Regions from separate parts of the Homo sapiens genome. Here region 2 is linked to region 1. A link is an interaction called in ENCODE POLR2A ChIA-PET data of the cell type or tissue named here. Cell type or tissue: Panc1. All regions are shown on one strand. Links, peaks and the distances in the headings refer to the core of each region. The heading gives the core; the rest is flanking DNA.

The links. Peaks named below come from ENCODE experiments on the same cell type or tissue, not always from the same donor. Only the 100,000 strongest peaks of a DNase experiment are listed, where the experiment ranks them.
Region 2: POLR2A ChIA-PET joins it to region 1 with 10 read pairs; 2 of 35 experiments call an interaction of 5 or more read pairs at or near these places.

What each region holds. Positions count from the first base shown.
Region 1 is chr22:47,316,772-47,322,150 of GRCh38, forward strand. No RefSeq gene overlaps it. Among named protein-coding and RNA genes, the nearest start is that of LINC01644, 170 kb to the right of the region's middle. In Panc1, for the core only: no CTCF peak of the experiment used is centred there; no DNase peak of the experiment used is centred there.
Region 2 is chr22:47,393,631-47,399,009 of GRCh38, forward strand. No RefSeq gene overlaps it. Among named protein-coding and RNA genes, the nearest start is that of LINC01644, 91 kb to the right of the region's middle. In Panc1, for the core only: no CTCF peak of the experiment used is centred there; a DNase peak (open chromatin) is centred at 2,161.

The DNA of each region.
Region 1 (5,379 bases), core at 186-5,185:
TCCTTCTGGGAGACCAATTCCATGTTAGTTTTTTCCTTTCTGATATTTTCACCCTCAATTTCCAGAGGCCCTGGTGGCCCGAACTCTGACGTCTAAGTCCTGCTCACTAAGATTGCTGTTCTCTGCATGAGATCCGTTTCCCATGTGTCAAACCTTGGAAAAGGCTGGGTACATGTTGGGCTTACCCAGCACGAGTCCATCTTCCACACGCGGGATGCCTATTTAGTTCCTGGCTACTTCTCTTTGCCTTCCTGAGACTTAAAAAAGTTGCTCTTTACATTTTGCGCAGAGTTTATAGTTGTTATCAACAAGATGGTTGGTCTGATCTGAGTGAGTCTAGCACTACCCGAAGCTGAAAAATGTGTATATAATACACATACTCTGTAAAAATTTGCATTTATTTCTTTTATTTCTTGTTTTTAATATTGATAAAAAGCTGGGGTTTTTTTTTTTCCTTTTTTTTGAGACAGAGTTTCGTTCTTGTCACCCAGGCTGGAGTGGAATGGTGTGATCTCGGCTCACTGCAACCTCCACCTCCAGAGTTCAAGCGATTCTCCTGCCTCAGCCTCCCTAGTAGTTGGGATTACAGGTGCTTATGCCACCATGCCTGGCTAATTTTTATATTTTTAGTAGAGACTGGATTTCACCATGTTGGCCAGGCTGGTCTCGAACTCCTGACCTCAGGTGATCCACTTGCCTCAGCCTCCCAGTGTGCTGGGATTAAGGTGTGAGCCACTGCACCTGGCAAAGGCTGGTTTTTAATATTGATTTATATATTCTGCCATATTAGAAAACTTTTATATTCATTCAAATTATATATGTGTAAAATCCTTTGTATTGCCTATGTATTATATCCTCGGCATATAATGACAATTCCATTTATTTACTTATTTATTTTTTGCCAGTTCTCACATGTTATTTCTATTCCTTGACTTAATGCACCAGCTGGTCCTACCGTGAAATGTCAAATGGAATTATGATAACAGGTAGCCTTGCTCTATTTCTAAGCAAAGATTGAAAGAGGTCACCATTAAGAATGATACTTTATGTGTCATTTAAAAAGATACTTCATCAGGTTAAGGTCCTTTTCTTCTATTTATAAATTGATTTAATTCTTTTAAAAAATCATGAATGAATATTTAAAAATTTAAGTCAGAGTGTCTGTATGTATTGAAATGATCATATGAGTTTCCTCCTTTATCTGTTAATATGGCAAATTATATTGATTGATTTTCTAACAATAAAATACATTTTCACTCTTGAGATAAATTTCTTTTATGAATCTTAACTCGGTTTGCCGGTACTTCATTTAGGATTTTGGCATCCGTGTTTATAGTTGAGGTTTGCCTTCTAGTTTCTTTTTTTCAATACTATCCTTGTCAGGTTTTGGCATCAGAATAATACTAGTCTTATACAATCAATTGGGAAATATTTCTTTTTTCCTCTTTTGTCTGAAAAATATTGTGTAAGTTTGGAATTCTTTCTTCATTAAAAGTTTGGTAGAACTTCCGCTGAAAAATCTCTGCCTAAAGTTTTCTTTGTGGGAAGGGTTTGTATGAATGACTCAATAATTTTATCACTTACAGGAAAATTTTGATTTTCTTCTCCTGGCAGTTTTGATAAGCTGTTTAATTTCCTGGAAATTAGTCATTTTTATTCAAATTTTCTCAAATTCTTATTCCAAAGGCAGAGTCTGACTGCAAGCTCTATAGTGTCATCACCCTTTTTGTTCCTGACGTTGGTTTCTCTCTCAGTCTCTCTCTTACCCCATCTCCCTCCCTCCTTCACCCCCTCTCCTCTTTTCTGGATTACTCTCGCCAGACACTTACTGATCAAGGCTTGCAAGCTTATCAACCTAATGCTTCCGTATCAGTCACTTTCCGCCTGTGACTCTCTTCATCATGTGTTCGTCTGCTCTCCCCTCCCTCCTTCACCCCCTCTCCTCTTTTCTGGATTACTGTCACCAGACACTCATCAACCTAATGCTTCCATATCACTCACTTTCCGCCTGTGACCCTCTTCATCGTGTGTTCGTCTGCGCTGCATTGACTTTGCACATCGTGTTGTCCTCACGTCCTCACCAGCCCACCCTCCTTTAGGTATCAATTATAATGTTGAAGGATTTGCCATTTTTGTACATATGTTAATTTTTGCTTTGTTTCTATCGAGGTCATGTTTTTAGGTGCAAACTTAGGAATTATTATATATTCCTGGTGAATTAAAACTTTTATCAATATAAGCAGTCACTATCTCTAGTAGTCTTTTTACCTTGGAACTTACTGCTCAGATAGTGATTTTCATACAGCAGCTTCCTTTTGATTGGTGTTGATGTCAGTATCCTTTACCATTCTTTCCTTTAAACCTTTCTTTTTTCTTACTTTTAGATAGGACTCACAGAAATAGCACATAGATTTTTAAAACTCTTGGTTTTAAAAATTGGCTTTTCATTGAAGGATTAAGACCATTAACATTTATTGTGATTACTGATGTATTCAAAATATATTTTTCTGCTTTACTATGTGATATCTAATTGTAGCCCCTGTTCTGGGTTCCTTTTCTCATTTTCTTGCTTTCCTTTGCAGTAACTGAGTTTTTAAAGTCATTCCACTTTTTCTTCTTTTAGTTCAAAAATATGCACTCTTTTATTCTAGTGGTTACCTTAGAAATTATAATATACATCATTGACACATCAAACTTCAATGTTAATCAATACTTTTACCCACTTTCTGGGAAAATGCAAGAATTCTGGAACACTTTACCTCTGCTAGCATATATTCCAGAGTTGCTGGTTATAGATTATACATTGATATTTATTCTGATATGTTTAAAAACTCACCAGATATTGCATTTTACATTGATATTTATTCTGATATGTTTTACATCAATATTTATTCCAACATATTTTAAATTCTACGTTGATATTTTACATCGATATTTATTGCAATGTATTTCAAATTCTACATTGATATTTATTCTGATATATTTTTAAACTCACCAGGCCTTACATTATTACTTTGCACAGTCATTGTGTATTGAGCCTCTTTCCTCTATTTGCTGCTAATGATCTTCATAACGCTTTGCATCTGGGGTCATTTTCTCCTGTCTGATGAGCCTCTTTGAGAATTTGCTGTTGATGAAATCTCCCTGCTTTTGTTTGAGACTTTCTTTCTCTCACCCTGTTCTTGCAGGACGTGCTGGCTGCGTGTGAATTTCTTGGATGGCAGTTGGCCTTTGGCATGTGGACGTCCTGTCTGTTTCTTTGGGCTTTCTCATCTCTGGAGAGGTCAGCTTGAAGTCTGAGATTGCTCTTTCAAAGGGAATCTATCTTTTTATTTCTCTATTGTTAAAATTTTATTTTTTAAAAAAAATTCTACAGTTTTCTGGGCTGGGCACAGTCATTCATGCCTGTAATCCCAGCACTTTGGGAGGCCAAGGCAGGCCGATCAGCTGAAGTCAGGAGTTTCAGACCAGCCCAGCCAACACGGTGAAACCCCGTCTCTACTAAATATACAAAAATCAGCCAGGCGTGGTGGTGCACATCTGTAATCCTAGCTACTTGGGAGGCTGAGGCAGGAGAATCGCTTGAACCTGGGAGGTGGAGGTTGCAATGAGCCAAGATCCTGCCACTGCATTCCAGCCTGGGCAACAGAGTGAGACTCCTTCTCAAATAAATAAATAAATAAAAATTCTACAGTTTTCAACACGAAATACCTAGGTGCATTTGTTTTTTATGTTCTGCTTGCAATTGGTTGGTTTCTAGAATTTGTATGGTGATGCTCATCAGTTCTAAAAAGTTCTCAGTTTTATTTTCTTCAATATTGCCTCTACTCTGAGCTGCCTTTCCTCTCCTTCTGGCACTCTAATTAGATGCAAGTTAGAGCTACCCCCTTGTATCATCTGTCTTTTACCTTCTTCCTGGCATAGTCCTTGTGTTTTTCTCCCCATAATTTCTTTTGGGTGATTTCTATTAACCTGTCTTCCTTTTCACTAATTTTTTCTTCATTGATGTCTATTTGTTTGTAAAGAAGCCTTTCCACCGAGTCATCAAATACTTAATTTTTGTTTGTTTCTAAATTGGAAAAGTTCCATATGGATTTTCTTTTAAAATCTGTTACAGTTTTTGTTTTGTTTTGTTTTCAAGTTCTTTGCTGAACTTCTCATGCTTAGCTTTTATGTTGAATGTAGAAAGCACAGCTGTTTTACAATCTGTGGCTGGTAATTCTAATACCTGGATGTGATATATGGTTGTTGCTATAAACCGTTGGTTCCAGTGGCTTTTACTCATGATATCTTGTATTTATGTGCCTGGTTGTCTTTGTTAGTTTTCTGGTCATTGTATGTGAACCAACACATTTCTAGAAATAACTTGGGGGTAAGGGATAATGATGTCTTCCTCCAGAGAATGATTTCTTATATTTTCTTCTAGGCTCCCACAAGGGGCCTAGGGATTTCCTTTTGTCGTATTCCCGCCCTTGGAATGTTGGAGCGCTTCAGGACAAGCTCTTTACCCCTCTCTTATTTACCTGTGTTCACACTCTAGGTCACCTCTAGTATCATGGCTTTAAATAATTGGATGTACATATGGCATCCGTATTCCCTGTCCTGACCTCCCCTTTGACGTTCAGACTTGTACATTCATCTTCTCTTTGCAAATCTCTTGAATGTCTAATAGTCATCTCAAACCTAAACTTTTGGACACTGAACTCTTTTTTTTTTTTGAGACGGAGTCTCACTCTTTCACCAGTCTGGGGTGCAGTGGTGTGATCTCGGCTCACTGCAACCTCCACCTCCCGGATTCAAGCGATTCTCCTGCCTTGGCCTCCTGAGTATCTGGGTCTACGGGCATGCACCATCACGCCTGGCTAATTTTTTTTATATTTTTATTAGAGACAGGGTTTCACCCTGTTACCTGGGATGGTCTCTATCTCCTGACCTCATGATCTGCTCACCTCAGCCTCCCAAAGTGCTGGGATTACAGGCGTGAGCCACCGTGCCTGGCCTGGACACTGAACTCTTAATCTCACTTCCTTATTGACCCACTTCTTCCCAAATCATCCTTGTTAAGTCCAAAACATAGTCCTCAATTTCTCTTTCTCTCATACCTTATCTCTTTTCCAGTAGCGAGTGCTGGGTGGTTCAACCTTCAAAATAGCCACCAAGTCGAGACAGCGTTACTTTCTGCTGGCCTGGTACAGATGCCTTTTAGTTGGCCTCCTATCTTTATCTCTTCCCCTGTACAGTCCATTCCCATCCAGCAGCCAAAATTAATATGCCACACCTCTGTTCAAGATGCTCCAACAATTTCAACTTATGCCTAGAATAACATCCAAAATCCCCATTATGGGTCAAAAGGTCCTATGCGAGTTGACCTTTTCTGTC
Region 2 (5,379 bases), core at 129-5,128, 77 kb after region 1:
CAGGGACCTGTGGCATCTTCCATCCACCAATCCGCTGTCAATCCATACCCCTTCCCAAGGTCAGAGCAGCCCCTCCAAGGATGGAATTGCCCCTAACCCCCACCCCTCCTCTGTCCAAGGAGACAGGTGGCACCTCTCAGGCACCTGCCATATATGTTCTAGGCTCCCCCTAGGCACAGTTCTCCAACTCATGCCTCTCCACCAGGCTCTGGCAGGAGCAAGTAGAGGCCATGATTCTCACTTAATAGATGTGGAAATCACATCCAAATCACAAAGCCTCGACAGGTCAATGACAGTCACCAAGAGGCCAGGCTGGGTGTGCAGCTCTATCTGGTCCTGAAAGCCCAGCTGGGCAGCTTCTCTAAGACCCGTGTTTGTTTCTCTAGACCCCAACATGCTGCCACACAGCCACACTCTCTCCAGGCTGTCCCTGGCATCCTTCCTCTGTTGAGACTGGGGAGAAGCAAGGGGCTTCATTTCATGTAAGGGTCAAGCAAATCAGGCTGGGAAGCTGCCCATGGTGGAGCCCCTGGCATTGGGGCAGCAAAGAGCCACATCTGTAATTGCCGGCTTCATCCTCTCTCCCTCCCTCGGGCATGGGGGGGACAGACACTGCCAGCTGTGGTTGTGGAAGTCCTAGAAAGCTCCTCATAAATGTTCATTGCTTGAATAGATGGCAATTGAATGGATATAGATCAGGTCATGGGCCTCCTGAAAGCCTCACCGAAAGGACCACCTGCTGCCATGACACCTGGACTCAACTCTCCAGCAGGGAAGGACACAGGGCGTCAACCTGCCTTCCCCACCTGGAGCAGGTTGGATGGTGACCCCAAAAAAGCTATGTCCGTGCCCCAGAACCTGTGGATGTAACCTTATTTGGAAAATGGGCCTTTGCAGATGTAATGAAGTTAAGGATCTTGAGATGAGATCATTCTGTATTCTCCAGGTGGGCCTAAAGCCAATGGTAAGTGTCCTCATAACAGACAGAGGAGGAGAAGACAGGCTCCGAGGAGGCGGCCAGGTGACCACAGGAGTAGAGATGCAGCCAAGCCACAAGCCAAGGAATGCAGGGAGAGGCGAGGAGATGGGAGAGGCAGGAAGAAATCCCCCCTAGAGCCTGCAGAGAGCGTGAGCTTCTGATGATACCTTAAGTTAGGACTTCCAGCCTCAAGAACTGGTGGAGAATGAATCTCAGCTGTTGAAAGCCACCCAATTTGTGGTAAGTTATTATGGCAGTTGTGGGGAGCTGATATAGCATCTCAAACGTCCCAGGGCCACTGGGATGCTTGAAGTCATCCCCAGCTAGAAACTGGCTGGGCTGGGCCTTCCCAGAAGCCATTGCAAGAACATCAGCCCTTCCCAATGTCTTGAGTGCTGGGGGCTCTGCAGAAAAGCAGCTGGGGACAGGGCCTGGTTCCTGCCTTGCCAGGTTCTTTGACCTTGAGCAAGTCCTTTGACCTCTCTAACCCAGAACACAGGCTTTGTGAGGCCTAAACATGATTAGGAGTTGAAAGTGCTAACACTGCTCCTAACAGGCAGTAGATGCTCAATGTACAGCCTGTGTCATTGCCAGAGATTTAAAACAGAAACAAGGGAGAGGGGAAGGGAGCCCAGGGCCACGGCGAGGATGGCTGAGAGCAGAGGACCGCTCGATATGCTGGAAAACATCTGAGCTGTAAACAAAGCCAACGCCAATCAAGGGATCGAAGGAGGCAGCTGGCCCGTTTAGTATTGATAAATGGCTCATTAATATGAAACTGTGCTCCATTTACCATTTCTTATTGCCAATTAGCAGTAATGTCTCCACCACACTTGAGACGACTGCAAATTGATGGTCTCTAGTTTTCTAGGACAAGCATGGCAAAGGTTAGAGTTAGCCACTGGGTAGCTCTGAGCTGACCGTCGGAAGTTTGCAGAACACTCCTCATGGGCTGGAGAGACCTGGAAAACCGCCAAGCCTGGGGTAGAAAGGCAACAGACACAGGAAATCCCCCAAGTCCTCAAACTCTCCACAAAGCAAGATGCAGCTGCAGGAACGTCACCCTGCCCAGGCCCCAAGTGAGTTCCCAGCCCGCTTTTCAAGCCAGCCAGAGACTCCCATCCCTCTCCCCTGGTGATTAATGACGGCCCATTGTGTCACAAAGTAAACAATGGAATTGTGCTATCAAGACTTATGGGGGAAATACAGCCATCTCTCTCCTGGCCCAAACAAATAGCGCGAGTTATGGCAGGGCATTAAGCATTCTTTGCGGGGCAGAAGTACATTGATTTTTGTTTAATGCATTAGTCTGTTTACGTGGTTGGTTATTGGAAAATCTGACCCCAAAAAATGGAGCATTCATTTGTGCAGCTTGTCTCTAAACGGCATTTCTGGGAATGTTTCCTGGATGGTAGGAGAGGACTGTGGCGCCTGGACATGCCATCAGACAGACCTGGGTTCCAGCTCCCGACTCCAGCCCCGAGAGACGAACCACCACAGCCAAAGCTGTGTCACCTCTCTGAGCCTCAGTTTCCCCATCTCTATAATGGGGTTCTAGCTGATGTAAAGTCCTCCAGTAAGATGAAAGCAGTTCTTCATCGCAGGAGGGGCTGGTAGACCAGTGGGAGGCCCTTCACCAAGGCCCCCGACACTCAGCTTGCACCTGTGCATGTCCAGCCAGAGCCTGCAGTCGCGCTCGTGCACTCAAGCGTGTGCTTGCAGGAGGACGGGTATGCGCGCAGAGGTGTAGACAGATTCTGACGCCCTTGACCTTCAGTTTCCACAGCATAGGACTCATGATCCCAAGGGTCTCCCTGTTAGTCGACCTCACCCCAGGGACCCTGAACCATTGGAAGCGAGGGTGTCCCAGGGCTCATCTCTGAGCCCAGCTCCAGCCCAGGGCCTGGGCAAAACACACACTTGCTAGGTGAATAGACAAACCCTCAAGTACATGCCTCACACTCAGCTTCCAGGGCCGTGCCCATACACGCATGCACACATGTACAGCCTGGCCTTTCTCCAGCCCGGTCAGTGGCTCCGAGAGCCTCACTCTCCCTGCCCCAGCCCACCTCTGGCCCGTGCCTCCTCTGTGACTGTCCCCATTTCCACCCTCCTGGCTTCCTGATCACACACTGGGAGGCTGAGCATCTCCCACCACCTCGTGCAGACTCCCCGGGTGACCCCGCAGCCCACACACCCTTCCCGTCCGCTCCTCCGCAGAATTGTCTGTCTCAGCATCAGGCCATTCTCCTATGGGCAGAGCAAGAATTAGGATCCCAAATCCACCAGGATGGCTCCGCTCCACCCCGCTGCCCCAAGCAATGGGGTCTATGTGAGCTTCCTGTGGCCGCTGTCACAAAGGATAAGCCTAGTGGCTTTAGTGAGTCTCATTTATTCTCTTCCTGATTTTGGAGGTCAGAAGCCAGAATTGGTCTCACCAGGCTGAAGTCATGGTGCTTGCAGCCCTGGCTCCTTCTGGAGGCTCCCAGGGAGCACCCGTCTCCTGCCTTCAGCTCCCAGAGGCACCCGCGCTCTCACACTCTTTGGCTCCCAGCCCCATCCCCATCTCAAAGCCCACCACGTGCGTCTCCATGTTTCTCCCCGCTTCCAATGTCAAGTGGCCTTCTTCTCTTCTAAAGCCTGAGCTCCCTCTGACCCTCTTATAAGGCCCCTTTGATGACACTGGGCACCCCCCTTCATCTGAGGGTCTCCCCATCTCTAGATCTGTAAGTGAACCACATCCAAAGTCTGTTTAGCCATGTGAGGCCACAGGTTCTGTGATTAGGACGTGGACATCTTTGGAGACCAAAGTTCTACAAAAACAGAGAGGGAGTCCTCAGATCTGGGAAGCCAGAGCCCATTCTGCCAGTGAGGTTTGGAAGGGGGCTGGGGTTTCAGGGCCTCCAGATCCTAGCTGTGAAGTAGGAGGATGCCTGTAGGAACCTCCGGTGCAGACGCACTTTTGCACAGCTATGTGTCAAGCAGGGAATGCTTGAGCCTCCTTGTGGTCCCCTGCTCTCCCTCACCTGGCCACCAGGCCTTCACACTCTGGCCTCTGCGGGCTCCCAGCCTCAACTCCCACCCTCTGCTGGCTGCACACACCCACGTGGCATCCAAGTGTGCCCACTCTAGCTCCAGTGCAGTGCAGACAAACACCCTCGAGGCCTAGCCCCAGGGCTGCCTTCCAGGCCCAGGCTAATGATTTCCTCCCCTGGCTGGGCCTCAGCTGCTCTAAGGTGAAGCACCCATTTGCTGTCGGGAGCCTCTTGGATGCCACTGGACGGTGGGCCTCGGGGCAGGGCTCAGGGTAATGTCCCCTGCCTCCTGGCACTGGTGGTGCACAGCACAGGGCCTGACCCGTGGAGGCACTGGAGCCTGTGCACTGAAAGCATGCAAACATCCCCGGTGCATGGAGGTCGGAATTTCTTTAAGACAGTGTCTCGCTCTGTTGCCCAGGCTGGAGTGCAGTGGCACAATCTCGGCTCACCATAACCTCCGCCTCCCGGATTCAAGCGATTCTTCTGCCTCAGCCTCCCAAGTAGCTGGGACTACAGGCATGTGCCACCATTTCTGTATTTTTTTTTTTTTTTTTTAGTAGAGACAGGGTTTCACCACGTTGACCAAGCTGGTCTCGACCTCCTGACCTCGTGATCCGCCTGCCTTGGCCTCCCAAAGTGCTGGGATTACAGGCATGAGCCATCGCGCCCAGACGAGGTCAGAATTTCTAAAACACATCCCCAAAGATGTCTTGCTCAAATCCCCAGAACCTGTGAAAATAGTGTCATCTCTCCCTTACAACAACATCCATGGTGCCTTTAAGACAGAGGGATTATTTGGGTGATCCTGACCCGAATAATCCTCTGGCTGAGGCCGAAGGCAGAGAGGTGTTGAAAGCCTGAGAAAGACTCAGCACTCACCTCTGGCTCGGAGGTGGCAGGGACCACGTGAGAAGGAAAGCGGGTGGCCTCTAACAACTCTGAGTGGCCAAACGAGACTTCCCACTACAGCCACAAGGAACTTGATTTGACCAACAACCTAAACGACATTGGGAGCAAATCCTTTCCTTAAGCCTCGGATAAGAGCTTTCCCCAGCTGGCGCCGTGATCTCAGCCTTGTGAGACCCTAAGCAGAAAGCCCAGTTGAGCTTTGCCAAGTATCTAAGCCACAGAGCTCAGAGCTCATGAATCTGTGCCACCCTAAGCCACCGCCTGCATCCATTTGTGACAACAATAAAAACCGACAGCATACGCTTGTGCACCCTGAAGGCACCTGCATCCATGCACATTCTAAGTCTGTACACAGAGAAAGCTATGTACCCCCAGCTTGAGCCGTGTACACACACACGCCCCAGGTCCGTACAGAGAAAGCCACGTACCCCCAGGTTGAGCCATATACATACA